Regions from separate parts of the Mus musculus genome. Here region 1 is linked to region 2. A link is a loop called in an ENCODE intact Hi-C map of the cell type or tissue named here. Cell type or tissue: heart. All regions are shown on one strand. Links, peaks and the distances in the headings refer to the core of each region. The heading gives the core; the rest is flanking DNA. Region 1 overlaps Clhc1 (clathrin heavy chain linker domain containing 1). Region 2 overlaps Rtn4 (reticulon 4).

Region 1 (8,343 bases), core at 184-8,183, 140 kb before region 2:
CAAGTACATTGATTCATTACTTAAAAATAGGCTCTTACTATGTAGCCCAGGGCCTCAAACTCACAATTTTCTTTCCTCCAACTTGTCAAGTGCTAGGACTGCAGAAATGTGTTATCATGGGCAACTTTATTGACTGCTTCTCAAAATCTTCAGTTTTGAATTTTCAAGTACTTGATACTTTTAGGGAACTCATGACTAAATTCTATTTTCTGTACAACACACAAAAAGATGAAATTATACTCTCTAGAAATTGGTCTGTATCTGTGCAACAAGGCATGCAGGCATCCACACAAATACATAATTTTTAAAAAACCAACCACATTGGTTTATTACTTTAAAACAGACAAGAAAAACTCAACCTAATATTAGATAAAATCTTACGAATTCTCTCCAAGTGTAGTGATTTTCAGATGTGAAAACAGTTACAAAGATGAAGTGACAAGTTCCTGACTGCCAACCCCTGTTCAACACAACACATCTCTGTTCCTGAATAGTATTTAACATATATTCCCTGATATTCCTTGTTCTGAGTTGTCCTTTTTTGCTTCTTATTTTGGCTAAAGTTGAAGAGAATACTGTTTAGTTTATATTAGAGTCAAAGTGAGACTTAGAGGTATGGGAAAGAATGCAGGCTGGCAGTAGATATAGGTAGTTACACATCAGGAGAGTGAGATTTGTTCTGTTTCACTCACAGATGACCTGATACAACTAATAACAGCATGTCCCCAGATTGACTTAATTAGATGTCTTACTCAAGAAAGGAATGAGAAACCACCATTTTTATCTTTTGGGCTTGCTGTACTCCATATGTTTTCTGTGGATATGAAAAAAGTTGGCATGAGGCTACTTCAAGAAGTCAGTAAAGGCGAGAAAGGTAAGTGTGCACACAACATTCAGGAGCAAAAGAGACTTCTGCTGGGAGTTAGATCAAGAGCAGGCCCAGCTTTCAATTGCCCACTACTCTCCCTAAGCTCTGTCTGTCTGTAGTTTGGTCTGTGACTATCACCCGTTGTGCCCTTGTTGCCTGCCTGTCTCTGACAAAGGGCTTTGCTCTGTATTTGTTGAACAACACAGAGAGCATGGTATGGGAGAGGGATGAAAACACTTTCCTACAGAAACCTTTTACAGTTCACAAGGGAATAAGTTATGCTACTGACCCAGAACACCACAGCACTCAGACTACAGTCAGGAGCTATCAACCTACAGCCAAACATTGCTTCAAGTAATTCTCTCTCTCTCTCTCTCTCTCTCTCTCTCTCTCTCTCTCTCTCTCACACACACACACACACACACACACACACACACACACACACACACACACTCTTATAGAAGAGGACATAGTTTAAGATTAAAGCTATGTATTTAGCTTCAGTTGTAAAAGGTAATTCAGTAGGTAGCCCAGGCACAGTAAATCGGTTACATTCTTTTCTTAAAGTACACATTAGGACAGCAGATTGAGTTTTAAATGTTCTTTAAAGATTGATTGATTGATTGATTGATTGATTATATGTAAGTACACTGTAGCTGTCTTCAGACACTCCAGAAGAGGAGTCAGATCTTGTTACCAATGGTTGTGAGCCACCATGTGGTTGCTGGGATTTGAACTCAGGACCTTCGGGAGAGCAGTCAGTGCTCTTACCTGCTGAGCCATCTCACCAGCCCCGAGTTTTAAATGTTCTTAAAGCATATTATTAACTTGATTTTGAGTTCTGACAAAAGTTCATTCTCCTTGAAGGCAAGAGGTATTTTCAGAAAAAAAAAAAATTACCATAAATAAGTAACCAAAAGTACTACAGTAAAAGAGATAGTAACGAGCTATTTATGGGTTCAGGATAATTAAACTTAGCTCAAATTTTCCAGAGTTAACATTAGAAGTTTGTAAATGTGAAAATTACCATGTTAGTAAGTCTGTTGACAATGGGATATATTTGTTGAAGGAATTAGAATGACAAATCTTTACTAAGCTCAATGAGAATTTTAAGAGGCAGCACTCTTATAAAAGGTTAATGTAAGTGACCATATAGGTTAGAAATCATTTTACATGTATTTTAAATATTAATTGCTAATTAATATTTAAATATTATATAAGCCTTATATAATTTAATTTCCAAATCCATTATATGCATATTTTCATATGATAGTTTCTCTTAATGTAACTTTGCAGTGACATTGAGGAACTAATTAAATTTTACATTTCCCCTTACATTAATTTAATATAGAAGCCTAAGCAGATAAATTTTTAAATTGTTGTTTGAAGTCAAAGAAAGAATATTAAATTACCTGAAAATATATTGAGGAAGATAATTTAATATTCTAAATTTATCTTACAAGTAGTAACTAAAATACTTGATAGGAAAATAACAATTGTGTTCAAAATTAAATAGTAATGAAGATATTAATCAAAGAAAAGTCTTAGCAAAGTTTTATAAGTAATGTAGGTAAGACATTAGTTCCATAAATTGATGGATACTGGGTTGGAAAGTAGCCCCATCAATGCTCAGTTCCCAGAGCACATGTAATAAGTCAGGCATGGAGGCACACATTTGTAACTCCAGTACTGGGGAGTCAAGAAGGCAGGTCCTGGGAGGTCTGCTGGTCATCCACTATAGCCCACATGGCAAGCTTTCAGGTTAGTAAGAGACCTTGACTCCACAATAGAAGATTAGTCATTCTTAAGGATTTCACTTGTGTATACTTTTGTCACCATACATCTACAACATCATATGTGTCCCCTCATACACAAAGCAAATAAATAAACAAATAATTGATAAATACCAAAGAGATTTACTATCAATTATCTTCCAAAAGGAAATCATACTAGATTTCTTTAAAAGCAAACCCTTTTGTTTCTTTTAGGAAAATTTTAGTTAAAATATTAGTTAACTACATAGAACATTCTCTATTTAGGGAAAGGGTTAAGGTTTGCAAAGGAGTTTCTTAAGCTCTTGTGCAGTCCTACTAGAGCATTTATGAAGCTGTTTGAAAGTATTATGAAAGTTCATACTAGAGCATTTATGAAGCTGTTTGAAAGTATTATGAAAATTCAAGCATAAGACTATCAGCACTCGATGGTTTCGAGCAGTGCCTCGTGCCTGTAAGAAGGGGGCTGTACTCTTCACTTTCTGAGCTCCCTGCCTTACAGCCTTCAAAAAAGCTACCTGATACAAAGGAGATGACTGGGAGCATGGAAGGTGAATCATGTTCCAGGGTTGAGTTGATACATTAACATTCAGGAACTTAGGAGACCTGAGGCTAAGCAATAATAACATGAAACTTACTGGTCCAAGGCCTGGTTTGAGAGTAACTATGTTGCAATGATGTCTATTTTTGAAAGATTATCAAGTTAACAGGAAATTCTGTAATGTAATACTGTATTTTTTTTTCCAGATGTGATTGAGCATCTTGTGATGAGTGATTTATTTTGCTCCTTAGAAAAGTGGCAAGAAATAGCAAATATCTGTTTGCAGAATGGTTTTAAAATTTTGTTTAATGACATCATGTCCATTCTTCGATCCCAGGCTGGAGTTTCAGAAATTTCTGAAGATGATACCACCAACATAATGGAACATGTTTTTTGGTAGTTCTGTATTTTAACCCCTGAGGGCGCTTGTTCAACATTTTACAGGCATTAGCTGGGGAAGCTGGTTTTAGCATAATTAATATAAATAAATGTTGAGTATAAAGCTCTCAGCAGTAAATCACACTTCTAATATGATGTTTACATTTGCTCTTGAAACACTGAAACATTGCTTCACTCTATCATGTGGCTACTTCTTTTTGTTTGTTTTTTTGTTTGTTTATTTATTTATTATATGTGAGTACACTGTTGTTGTCTTCAGACGCACCAGAAGAGGGCATTGGATCTCATTACAGATGGTTGTGAACCACCATGTGGTTGCTGGGATTTGAACTCAGGACCTTTGGAAGAACAGTTAGTGCTCTTAACTGCTGAGCCATCTCTCCAGCCCCCATGTGGCTACTTCTTATAGCGAATATTGAGCAAATCCAAGAGTATAACTTTGAATAAAATAGCATAGCATTTCTACCTTAAAACAAGCTGATGTCCAAATAGATACCTTTGTTATCATCTGATCTGATACCTAGAACTGAAAAGGTGTGGGTAATGCTCTGCCAGTATGCTGACTTTCTAAATGTCAAATATTGGAACTTTGCTTCGATAAGAAAAGCAGAATATTATTTAAAGACTGGACATGTTGAAAAAAAAAACTAGACTAGCTTTGTTCTGTTGATTCAAACATGGCTCTATTCTTTGATATCTGTCCATATGCTTGGACTCACACACATGCACTTGCACACACACATTCACACACATACACTTTATATATAACCTTTGCCATTTATATACAGTGAAGGTCAGACTCCTACTGAAGTTTAGAATCTTGGCATGTTTTGTTTTGTTTGTTTGTTTATTTGAAGACAGGCTTTCTCTACGTAGCCCTGGCTGTCCGGGAACTTGAGAGGCTGGGATTAATGGCATTTGCCACCACCACTTGGATCTGGTTTTAAGAAGAACAACAAAACTCAATCCACTTGTCTCTATTTCATATAATTCTAGTGGTTTCTAGATATTGAAAGAGGGGGTCTCGAGAAAGATCCTTTTTCTTTACTGTTTTTGCTTTTTTTTTTTTTTTTTTTTATCAAGGATCATCTAACACCCATAGTGGCTTAATTCAATAATGATATCCTTATTTCCTATTAAAATGGATAAGATAATATAATTTGTGAGTACCTGAGATCTTGAAGTAAAGTTGCAAGTAATTATAATCCTGATAATAAGCATGAAAGGGGAAGCATTTTAGCCAGCATGGAGACCATTCTGTGGGTAGGGCTTACTAGAATTTATTACAGATTTGACTTGACAGATAGCAGCAGAAATGACAGTAAACCCAGCAGTTCAAATTTTGTTTTGTTAAGATAGTTTTACAGTGTAGCTCAGGCTGGCTTCAAGCTCACTCAGTCTTTTTGCCTTAGCCTCCACAGTATTGATTATAGTTGTGAGCTAATGGTTTGGCTTCTTGAATTTTTATAAGGGAAGAAATGAGGTCTTGTCACACATTTTAAATTTTTTATTTTAATATTCTGTGTATGGGTGAAATTTTGCCTCCATGTGATGCAGTTCTCACAGTGACCAGAAGAGGGTTCCAGATCCCCTGGAACTGGAATTGTGGGTTGTTGTAAACTGCCATGCTTCTGCTGAGAATAAGAACCCAGGTTCTCTTAACTGCAGAGCCATCACTGCAGCCCTTAGTAATTAAAAAAAAAATTATTTTATGTTTTACCCAAATATGTCTGTGCACCATTTGCATGCCTAGTGCCTGTGGAGACCAGAGAAGGCATCAAATCCTGTTTGCTGGAACTGGAGTTACAGATGTTTGTGAGCCATAATGTGGGTGCGGGGAATCAAATCCAGGTCCTCTGGAAGAGCAGGCAGTGCTCCTAACTGCTGAGCCGCCTTAGTCATATTTTTAATATGTGCTTCTGCCTGGGAGCTTGGACAGTGTAAAGACTATTACTGAGGACTGGTATTCTTAGGAAGTTGGTCCTTTAAAGAAAAAGGTTACGGTCCCTTCCAGTCCGCACCAGCACCAGGGCACCTTGGGTGAGGAGTCTGTGTACACCCCCAAGGTCCCCACAGGACCCTCCACGGGATCTTAAGACCTCTGGTGAGTGGAATACAACTTCTGCTCCAATCCAATCACACGGGACCTGAGACTGCATTAATTAGGGAATCAGAAAACCCGGCCTGACCAGGGTCACAAGTCCCTTCCGGTCTGTAACAGCAACGAGGCACCTTGGGTGCGGAGTCTGCGGACACCCCCAAGGTCCTCACAGGACTCTCCTTGGGATCTTGGACCTCTGGTGAGTGGATCACAACTTCTGCCAGGAGGCAGGTTCGAACACCAGCTATCTGGGCACCTTCCCTGCAAGAGGAGAGCTTGCCTGCAGGGAGTACTCTGAACACTGAAACTCAGGAGAGAGCTAGTCTCCCAGGTCTGCTGATAGAGGCTAACATAATCACCTAACGAACAAGCTCTAACCAGAGACAACTATAACAACTAACTCCAGAGGTTACCAGATGGCGAAAGGCAAACGTAAGAATCTTACTAACAGAACCCAAGACCACTCACCATTATCAGAACGCAGCACTCCCACCCCACCCAGTCCTGGGCACCCCAACACACCCGAAAAGATAGTCCCGGATTTAAAAGCATATCTCATAATGATGGTAGAGGACATCAAGAAGGACTTTAATAACTCACTTAAAGAAATACAGGAGAACACTGCTAAACAGGAAGAAGACATTAAAGAGGAAGCACAAAAATCCCTTAAAGAATTGCAGGAAAACATGGCCAAACAGGTGATGGAAATGAATAAAACCATCCAAGACCTAAAAAGGGAAGTAGACACAATAAAGAAAACCCAGAGTGAGGCAACGCTGGAGATAGAAACCCAAGGAAAGAAATCTGGAACCATAGATGCGAGCATCAGCAACAGAATACAAGAGATGGAAGAGAGAATCTCAGGTGCAGAAGATTCAATAGAGAACATCTCGGCACAACAATCAAAGAAAATGGAAAATGCAAAAAGATCCTAACTCAAAACATTCAGGAGATCCAGGACACAATGAGAAGACCAAACCTACAGATAATGGGAATAGATGAGAATGAAGATTTTCAACTCAAAGGGCCAGCAAATATCTTCAACAAAATTATGGAAGAAAACTTCCCAAACCTAAAGAAAGAGATGCCCATGAACATACAAGAAGCCTACAGAACTCCAAATAGACTGGACCAGAAAAGAAATTCCTCCCGACACATAATGATCAGAACAACAAATGCACTAAATAAAGATAGAATATTAAAAGCAGTAAGGGAAAAAGGTCAAGTAACATATAAAGGCAAGCCTATCAGAATTACACCAGATTTTTCACCAGAGACTATGAAAGTCAGAAGAGCCTGGACAGATGTTATACAGATACTAAGAGAACACAAATGCCAACCCAGGCTACTATACCCAGCCAAACTTTCAATTACTTTAGATGGAGAAGCAAAAGAATTCCACGACAGAACCAAATTCACACATTATCTTGCCACAAATCCCACCCTTCAAAGGATAATAACAAAAAAAAAAAACAATACAAGGATGGAAACCATGTCCTAGAAAGAGCAAGAAGGTAATCCCTCAACAAACCTAAAAGAAGACAGCCACAGGAACAGAATACCAACTTTAACAACAAAAATAATAGGAAGCAACAATTACTTTTCCTTAATATCTCTTAATATCAATGGACTCAAATCCCCAATAAAAATACATAGACTAACAGACTGGCTATACAAACAGGACCCAACATTCTGCTGCTTACAGGAAACCCATCTCAGGGAAAAAGACAGACACTACCTCAGAGTAAAAGGCTAGAAAACAATTTTCAAAGCAAAAGGTCTGAAGAAACAAGCTGGAGTAGCCATTCTAATATCGAATAAAATCGACTTCCATCCCAAAGTTATCAAAAAAGACAAGGAGGGACACTTCATACTCATCAAAGGTAAAATACTCCAAGAGAAACTCTCAATTCTGATTATCTATGCTCCAAATGCAAGGGCAGCCACATTCATTAAAGACACTTTAGTAAAGCTCAAACCACACATTGCACCTCACACAATAATAGTGGGAGACTTCAACACACCACTTTCATCAATGGACAGATCATGGAAACAGAAACTAAACAGGGACTCAGTGAAACTAACAGAAGTTATGAAACAAATGGACTTAACAGATATCTACAGAACATTTTATCCTAAAACAAAAGGATATACCTTCTTCTCAGCACCTCATGGTACCTTCTCCAAAATTGACCATATACTAGGTCACAAAACAGGCCTCAACAGATACAAAAATATTGAAATTGTCCCATGCATCCTATCAGACCACTATGGACTAAGGCTGATCTTCAACATAAATAATGGAAAGCCAAAGTTCACGTGGAAAATGAACAACACTCTTCTCAATGATACCTTGGTCAAGGAAGGAATAAGGAAAGAAATTAAAGACTTTTTAGAGTTTAATGAAAATGAAGCCACAACATACCCAAACTTATGGGACCCAATGAAAGCATTTCTAAGAGGGAAACTCATAGCTCTGAGTGCCTCCAAAAAGAAACTAGAGAGAGCACACACTAGCAGCTTGACAACACACCTAAAAGCTCTAGAAAAAAAGGAAGCAAATTCACCCAAGAGGAGTAGATGGCAGGAAATAATCAAACTCAGGGGCGAAATCAACCAAGTGGAAACAAGAAGAACTATTCAAAGAATCAACCAATGAGGA
Region 2 (8,343 bases), core at 274-8,273:
CTTGCAGCTACAGCATACTGAAGGCAGAAAGTGGACAGGCTTGCTAGCTAGACTACCTGAGTCAGTAAGTTCAGGGTTGGGCAAAAAGATCCTGTCTCAGTAAACAACCTGTGGCATCTATATGATGTACTTAAATGAGCACGCATGCACACTCCCTCCTCCCAAGGTGTAAGAACAAACAAGGACAAGAGTCTTTGGTAAAAGGCTTTTGGGTAACTGATGGGGAGAATAGACAAAAGCAGTAAGAAAAGATAGAGTGTGACCTAGCCAGGCTTCTAGAATGATGGTCTAGATCGGGAAGCAGCATTAGATAGCAGCAGAGTACTTGACTTGCCTTGTCTCCAGTTGTGCAAAGTATGGGAAAGTAAGCAGCCTTGATTTTAGAAGCACCACAGGGAAAGCAGTGTCAAAGAAGAGTTGTTTGTTTGTTTTTTTTTTTTTTTTTTTTTTTGGTTTTTCGAGACAGGGTTTCTCTTTATAGCTCTGGCTGTCCTGGAACTCACTTTGTAGACCAGGCTGGCCTCGAACTCAGAAATCCACCAGAAATCCACCTGCCTCTGCCTCCCGAGTGCTGGGATTAAAGGCGTGCGCCACCACGCCCGGCGAGAGTGAGGTTTTAATGAATGGGAAGTGAAAGAAGGAATGCTTTATAAAAAATGAAGGATTAGAAGAGATGGCTCAGGATCAATAGGTTTCAAGCAGCATGTTAACGTGCCCTAGGGGAAACTGTAAACATGCATGATAACACGGTGCGGTAAGGCTAGGGAGAAGCAGGCATATGGGCAGTATTGAAATACCTGTGAAATCGCCTTCTAACTTCATGCTACCTCCCAAAACTCAACTCTAGTCATATGTTCTTAGTTTGATTTTGGTAAACCTAGGATCTATAGCCCCTAGTTTGGAATGAAAAGGATTAAAGAGCAGCAGTGCCTTAGAAGGCTAAATAAAAATGCTGAGGAATGGGTTGGTGCTGATTTTTAAGGAAACAATATCTTCAAGAAAATCATTTAGCTCAACCTTTTCCTCCCTTGTATGTATGTAGAGATAGAGACAGCATATGTGTGTGCCCCTGAGGTTGATGTTGGGAATCATCTGCAACCACTTTCTACCTTACATTGAAGCAGGTCTCACATATGGCTAGCCAGTCTGTTCTAGGGACCCTATCTCTGCTTCCCATATGCTGGGATTACAGGTGGGTCACTGTGCCCATCTGGCTTTTTGTGGTTCTAAGATGGCAGACTGATGCTTGTTTGTGTGGAAGGTGTTTAACTTCTGAGCCATATTTATATATTTAGGGTACTGTGTGATAATTTGATAACTTTCCAGTGATCAAGTTAGCATTCCCATGTCGTTTTTTTTTTTTGTTTGTTTTTGTTTTTTGTTTTTTTTAAGACAGTTTCTCTGTGTAGCTCTGGCTGTCCTGGAACTTGCTCTGTAGATCAAGCTATCCTCAAATTTTCAGAAATCCACCTTCCTCAGACTCATGAGTGCTGGGTTGCACCACCACTGCCCAGCTTGTCAGTAATTTTTAAACTTAGCATTAGCTGCTATGTCCATTCTCACTAGAGGAATAGAACATAATTTGCATTTAACAAATGTGTGTAAGCCTTTAATCCTAGCACTTGGAAGTCAGAGGCAGGCAGATTCTCTGAGTTTGAGGCTAGACTGGGCTATTGTAAGTTCCAGGACAGCCAAGGCTACACAGAGAAACCCTGTCTTGGAGAAAAAAAAAAAAAAAAAAAAACAACAACAAAACAACATAACAAGTGTGTATATTCCATAAAATTCACAGGAAGTGTTTGTATAATTTGGATGACATGAATTCTAGTCTTTCTCACATCTAGATAGATGTTGACTTCCTTTACTGTAAAAGGAATGAAGTTAGATTAGATTTTTCTGCTTGATATTTTTCTTAATTACAATAAACATCTATTAAAAGCAGGTACTTATAATTGCTTTGGCTTGGTTGTTTGAAGTACTATCCTGTATTTCTTTTCTTTGAGAGTGGGGGAGACAAAAATCTTTGTTCTCATGTAACTTTGGCATGCACACACACACACAACACATGGTTTTGTTCAAGTAGCTTACAGGCTGTGGTCCAGGTAGTCCAACAATGGTTATCTCTTGAAAGAAAGGCCAAGGATCTGGTTATAAAACTGAAAGTCTTAGCCATCTCAATCTTTTGCAGCGTTCAGGTAATTCCTTCAGAGGTCTTGAGTCTATGTTGGAACCTCACAGAAGTACATTCTAATACCACCAGGGGTATTAGTGCCTTAGTAACGGGATAGATGAACTTGCCAGAGAGACTGAGGTTAAGGAAGCAAAAAGCAAAAGCTTTTTATGCAGGCTGGCCCAGATTTAGGGTGAATCTTTTTCCACCTTCAGATAATCCAGGTTTAAGGTGGGTCTTCCCATCTCAAATGATCAAATCAAGAAAATCCTCCACAGGTGTGCCCAACTACTTGGGTTTCTTCAGATTTATTTTATGTGTATGAGTGTTTGCTTGTATTGCTTCTATATATGCATCACATGAGTTCCTGGTGCCAGGGAGGTCAGGGTGTATTGACTCTCCTGGAGCTGGAGTTAAAGATGGTTGTGAGCTATCAAGTTGGTAGAGGTTTTTAACTTTCTTTTTGGTTTTTCGAGACAGGGCTGTATAGCCTGTATAGCCCTGGCTGTCCTGGAACTCACTTTGTAGACCAGGCTGGCCTGGAACTCAGAGATCCGCCTGCCTCTGCCTCCCAATTGCTGGGATTATAGGAGAGCGCCACCACGCCCAGCGGTTTTTAACTTTCTTTGTTAGGTTTATTCTAAGGGTTTTAGAATTTGAAACAGGTTCTCTCTGTGCAGCGGGGTGGGGAACCTGGAACCCTCCCTATGTAAATCAGATTGGCCATGAGTTTAATTCTTCCCGCCTCTATACCCTGAGTGCAAGATTAAATGCTCTTCACCACATTGTTTCTTGTTCAGTGTGCCCTTTGATGGTATGTAGACAGTCTACTGTATCTTTAATGCTAACTTTGAATCCTAACCATTTTGTAGAAGGTGTTTATCAGATTATCAGCCTTCTTGTGGAGTCTCGAGGGTCTCTGATGTATAGAATTGTAACACTTGAAAATAGGATTTTTTTTCTTAACTACTTCCTTTCTTATTTAAATGCCTTTTATTACCTTCCTGTGTGTTACTACCAAAGCCAGGATTTCAAGCATTTATTGGTCATTTGTGCTTTAGTTTTTATGAATTGCTTGTTTAACCTTTGTTCATTTTTCGATTTTGATGCTCTATGATCTTGTTTTTATGTGCAGGGTGCAAAGTCTTCTCTCTCTAAGATTTTTATGCACACATCAGTGGACAGTTTGACTTTTACAAAGGAAGCCGCTTTCTTTTTACTACTCTTAATTTTATTCTTACTTAGTTCCAATTTATTTATAATTGTCGCAGTTATTTTTATTCCCATCATATTCTGATCTAGCCTCCTGGTGCCAGGCAACCATTCAACTGTTGGATGATTGAGAATAGCTTTTGCTAGTTTCCCAGTGGTTGGTTAGGCAATCAAATGCAGATTTGGGTGTTGGTGCCATCTAGTGTGGGTAATGGTAAAACCATTTCTATGGAATATTTGATAAGTAACCATACTGAATAAATGTGGCTGGTCACAAAATTTCACACTTGTTATAAAACAAATTTATAAACTATTTTGAATTTTGACATTTTGTACAGAATTAAATACTTGAGCTATGCTATAAGCATTCTGAAATGACCCTGAAGATGTGTTTCTGTTAAGGTAAAAGGCCTAATGACTTAATTTTTAAATTGTAAGTTTAGAAATACTTTGGGTCTTTAACTCACTCACTCTCTCTCTCTCTCTCTCTCTCTCTCACATGCTTGTGCATTCGAGGTCATTGCATTCAAGGTCTCATATTTGATGAGGCATGTCAGTTTGACTTCACAAAGGAAAGCCTGTTTCATTTTTTAGTACTCTTTTATTTTTACTTTTAGTTCTGATTTATTTATAATTGTCTGGATTCTTGCAGAGTTATTTTTATTCCCATCATATTCTGATTTAACCTCCTGGTGCAAGAGAAACATTTTCAGTTTCTCTGGATTTTAATATTCATATATTGAAATTGCTATGTGATGTTGTTAAAAGAGTTTGAAAATGCTCAATTTTTTGTCATTTTGAATGTTATTTTTTAGATTTCAAATCCTATTCCATTTTTGAATATTGAGTTCACCATTGTTGAAGTACTGACTTTTAGTCCATAGAGGGCATTAGATTACAGCATATGGTAGGGTTTATGGTTGTTAATGTCTCTCAGCAGTAAAACATCTAGTTTTGTACCTCTGTGTGCTTAGAATTCTAAAATTAGTTTCAAGACTGCTGTGTAACTGTCACTGTTTCATATTAATAAAAGATTCGGGCTCTCCATTATTAATAGACGTCTAAATCGTAGCTTCCCAAAACAATATACAAGCAAAGTAAATGGCTGCTCTCTTCTCTTTTCTCTTTTCCTTCCTTTTCCTTTTCCTTTTTTTCTTTTCAATCTTTAAAGGCACAGGGAAATTTAAAAGGAAGGAAGGAAGGAAGGAAGGAAGGAAGGAAGGAAGGAAGGAAAAGGAAAGGGGAAGAAGGGGAAGAAGAGAAAGGGGAAGAAGGAGAGGAAGGGGAAGAAGGGGAAGGGAAAAGCAAAACAAACCAAAAATTTTGCTGGCATTAAAAGTAAAAGAAGTGGAAGGAGTTTGAGAGAGCAGGATGAGGTGAACACCAGGTGGGCTTACTAACTAGGTTGTTTTGTTTCTTTTTTGAAACAAACATAACTATATAATGTTAGCTGGCCTTGAACTCAGAGAATGCTACCTGACTGCTTTCCCAATGCTGGTTTAAAGGTCTGTACCATTCTGGGCTTTCACATCTGCTTTGAGACAGTTCTCTTGTGCTTAAAATCCTTCCAAATAGATACAAACTTTAAAAAAAAAAAAAATGCTCCCCAGGCAGTGGTGGCGCATGCCTGATTCCAGCACTTGGGAGGCAGAGGTAGGTGGATTTCTGAATTCGAGGTCAGCCTGGTTTACAGAGTTGAGTTCCAGGACAACCAGGGCTACACAGAAACCCTGTCTTGAAAAAACAAAACAAAACAACCCCAAAACTCACACATGCTACTTTATCAGAGATTTTTTTTATTAGCAACTTATTTAATTATATTTTTTCTTAGTTAACCATGCATTGTAAAAAAAAAAAAGTGTTTTGACTAAGGTAAGAGAGACATTGAAAGTAGGTAATTTTAGATCATCGTACTCTTTAGAAGTGAGTTGGAGACCTTGCAGGTCTTTGGTTTTATTTTTTTAGCATTATATTTACAAGTTTGATCTGTGACTCTTCCTTTGGCATTCTGTAAGGAGAAAATAGAATACTACACCAGATATTCAAAGCATCACGTTGCCAGTTGGTTTGCATGTGTATTATTTGAGGACTATTCTTGAGAGAATTTTATTCTTTAAAGGTTGGTATTTAAATTCATTTAGATGAAGTTTAATGAGAAAGTATGACCCATAAATTGTGTACTCATAAATTTTGCTCGTTGATTTTTCAGAGTAAAATATTTTTGCTTGGCTAACTTAAAAACTGCAGTTTTAAAACACTGAGAAAGAAGTGGGTAAAAATGTCAGCTGGTACCTATGAGTTAGCTAGTTTTCTCTATACTTACCATAAATTGTAATAACTAAAACTAAAGAATTGATTATCATTCTGCAAAAACTTAACTTAAGGCTTTTAATTTGCTTTCTTAAATAAAAGCTTACAGTATGAAAAGTACATTTAATATTCATATGAGTGGATTATTACACACACATTCTTGGCACCTTAAAATTAGCAGACAAGTGAAGTATTATAAATATGTGAGTTACATATATGCTGAATATGTTTACCTTAGAGAATATGTAACTTGAAGGTACTATTTACTGTCTTCTGGTGTTTTTGTTCTAGTGGAGCTCAGATTAGAACCCATGCCTTGAGCCTGTTAGGTATACACTTTACGAGTTAACTATACTCCCCGTCCTTGTCTGTCAGTTTGAAAGAGTTCATTTAAAAAATACTGTCCTGGAAGTATTCTGTATTCTTTGAACAGTTTTGGATGCTAAACCGTTATGTGAAGAGGTCACACAATTTCATCTTTGATGTAATATGGTGGTGACAGTGTTCTCAGAATAATTATATCATATAAGGTCTCAGCAAGTAAAGTTAGAAATACTTCAGAATTCTTTTAAAATTGCTTTTATTTATAATTGTGCAAGAGGGACTTAAAAATGAGTAATTGGCATTCTGAACACTTAAGGATTTTGCAAGGTTTTGCAGGCCCACATAAGTGAGCATATTTCAGGAAGATATCCCCATTTCAGTGTGGTTACAGCCATGAGATGCATGTACTTTTATGCATTGATTTTATATATATTACATCTTCAAATGCCATACGTATTTAAATATATTTTAGCTGATTAAATTGGCACTGTTCATTTCCTTTTCTGCTTAGGCAAATTTAGCATCAGGTAAAAATCAGTTGTAGAACATTAGAAAGACACACTGGAATGACTGAAAGTTTAATAAATTCTGAAAAAATGGGAAATTCTGGAACCATTTATTTTTATGGCTATTAAATTGTGCCATTTTCATGGGGTAAATGATATAGTTATTAGTACATGACCGTTTCTCTCCCAGCCAAAGATTTATTGCAATGGTAGGTAGTTGAGTATTTATTAAAAGATTGAATTGGAACAGGTAACAATTAATCTAGATTTGGAGGAATCTAGATTTTTAGAAATGTAAAGGAAAAAAAAACCTGATCATACCTTCCAGGATGCAAAATATGAGTTCTCTAAGCCTCAGTAAACCCAGAAAAAAAGGCAGTTCACAACCTTGAAATTGAAGTTATTAACCCATTTGGATTAGTCCATTTCTGTCTTGTGGGTTAACTGTTGATTTTAGAGTTTCAAGTAAAACTGAAACAGCAGCACAATTGAACTGTCCCTAATAAAGAAAAGTCAAGTCTGTGGGTGCAGACTTAGTTCTGTGTGTTTCAGGTATATTTAGCGGTTGGCTCTGTTAGAGAGTCTTTTCTTTTGGTAGCTGCCTCCTTCCCTGCAAAGGTAGCTCCATTTGGCATGATCAGCAAGCAAATGGCTAAGACAATGAGCAGATAGAAGGGAAAGCATTAATGTCTGGGTATTAGCAGCCTAGTTACAGATTGTACTGCGTCAGCTTGCTCCACACCCCAAAGACATCAGGTGACTCCAGTTGTTCAGCCGGGACTGCAGGCTTAGGTTGAGCAAACGGGTATCTCATGTCTCAGGGAGAATTTTGCAATTTACAGCTTTTCTGTTAGTATGCATAATTTGTAATTGCTGCTGGAGGGCAGATCGTGGCAAGAAATGGACGATCAGAAGAAACGTTGGAAGGACAAGGGTATGTCTTTTAATCTTTTACTCCTTTTTATGTAACCAGTAAGATTTCTGTGGGTAAGCTTTGTAGTTTAGATATACTCGGGATTGAAAGCGGAGCCTGTGATCATGTAATGCTTAAGATTAACATAAAACAGCTGCTTCTGGTGTTTTTTACAGTTGATTGTGTGCAGGAAAGATATCATATTCTTTTTCACTGGTGTTTGGTTTAGTAATTTTAGACGTGTCTGTTGTTTCTTTTCTAATCTTGCGCGTTGAAATTGGTATGGGATTAACATCTCATTTGTTGGTCACTTTGGTGTGAGGAATGTATAATAAACATTACATTCTTCTGTAGTCTGTGATGACATTTCATGATGACTTTAAATAAAGCTCAGCTGGTGTGCCTGAGATCTATCCCTAGGTTTGTAGGTAGCAGAATTGCATTGTATCTTTGAAAATCTAAAGTGAACATTTGAAGTTCTTACTTGAATGCATTTTAATTTTTATGTAACTTGAAACTATTCAGATGTATACAGAGTTTTAAATGTATCCCCAAATTTACTAACCTTTGTCCTTGTAATAACCAATTAATGATCTTGATCCCCGTCCTCCCCCTTGAAAACTCAGATTTTTAAAAATCTCAGTGATTCATTGTGAAGAATTTAAGCCTGCAAAGTAGTAGTAAAATATCGACTATTGAATATTTCAATAGCACTTTATTATGTAGCTTGACAACTGCTATGTAATGAGAGAGAGAGAGAGAGAGAGAGAGAGAGAGAGAGAGAGACCGAGTAAGCAAGAGTGAGTTGTTTATCTGACTGTCTAGAATAAGTTGTCTTAAAAATTGTTAGAACTGTTTTTAAGTGGCTGAGATAAACATTTCTGTAGCTGACTAGCTGCAGTGACCTG

The links. Hi-C counts contacts between places; a loop is a spot of excess contacts. Peaks named below come from ENCODE experiments on the same cell type or tissue, not always from the same donor. Only the 100,000 strongest peaks of a DNase experiment are listed, where the experiment ranks them.
Region 1: a loop joins it to region 2, with 2.9 times the contacts of the local background. A loop is called at or near these places in 2 of 42 quality-filtered maps.

The regions. Positions count from the first base shown.
Region 1 is chr11:29,574,651-29,582,993 of GRCm38, forward strand. It overlaps Clhc1 (clathrin heavy chain linker domain containing 1), which reads left to right. Exons shown (of 12, transcript NM_028504.1): 11 at 695-874; 12 at 3,388-3,702. The coding sequence ends at 3,581. Among named protein-coding and RNA genes, the nearest start is that of Rps27a, 31 kb to the left of the region's middle. In heart, for the core only: a CTCF peak has its summit at 5,154 (motif pointing right); no DNase peak of the experiment used is centred there.
Region 2 is chr11:29,711,427-29,719,769 of GRCm38, forward strand. All of the region lies in intron 3 of Rtn4 (reticulon 4), which reads left to right. Among named protein-coding and RNA genes, the nearest start is that of Rtn4, 23 kb to the left of the region's middle. In heart, for the core only: CTCF peaks have their summits at 3,581 (motif pointing left) and 4,265; no DNase peak of the experiment used is centred there.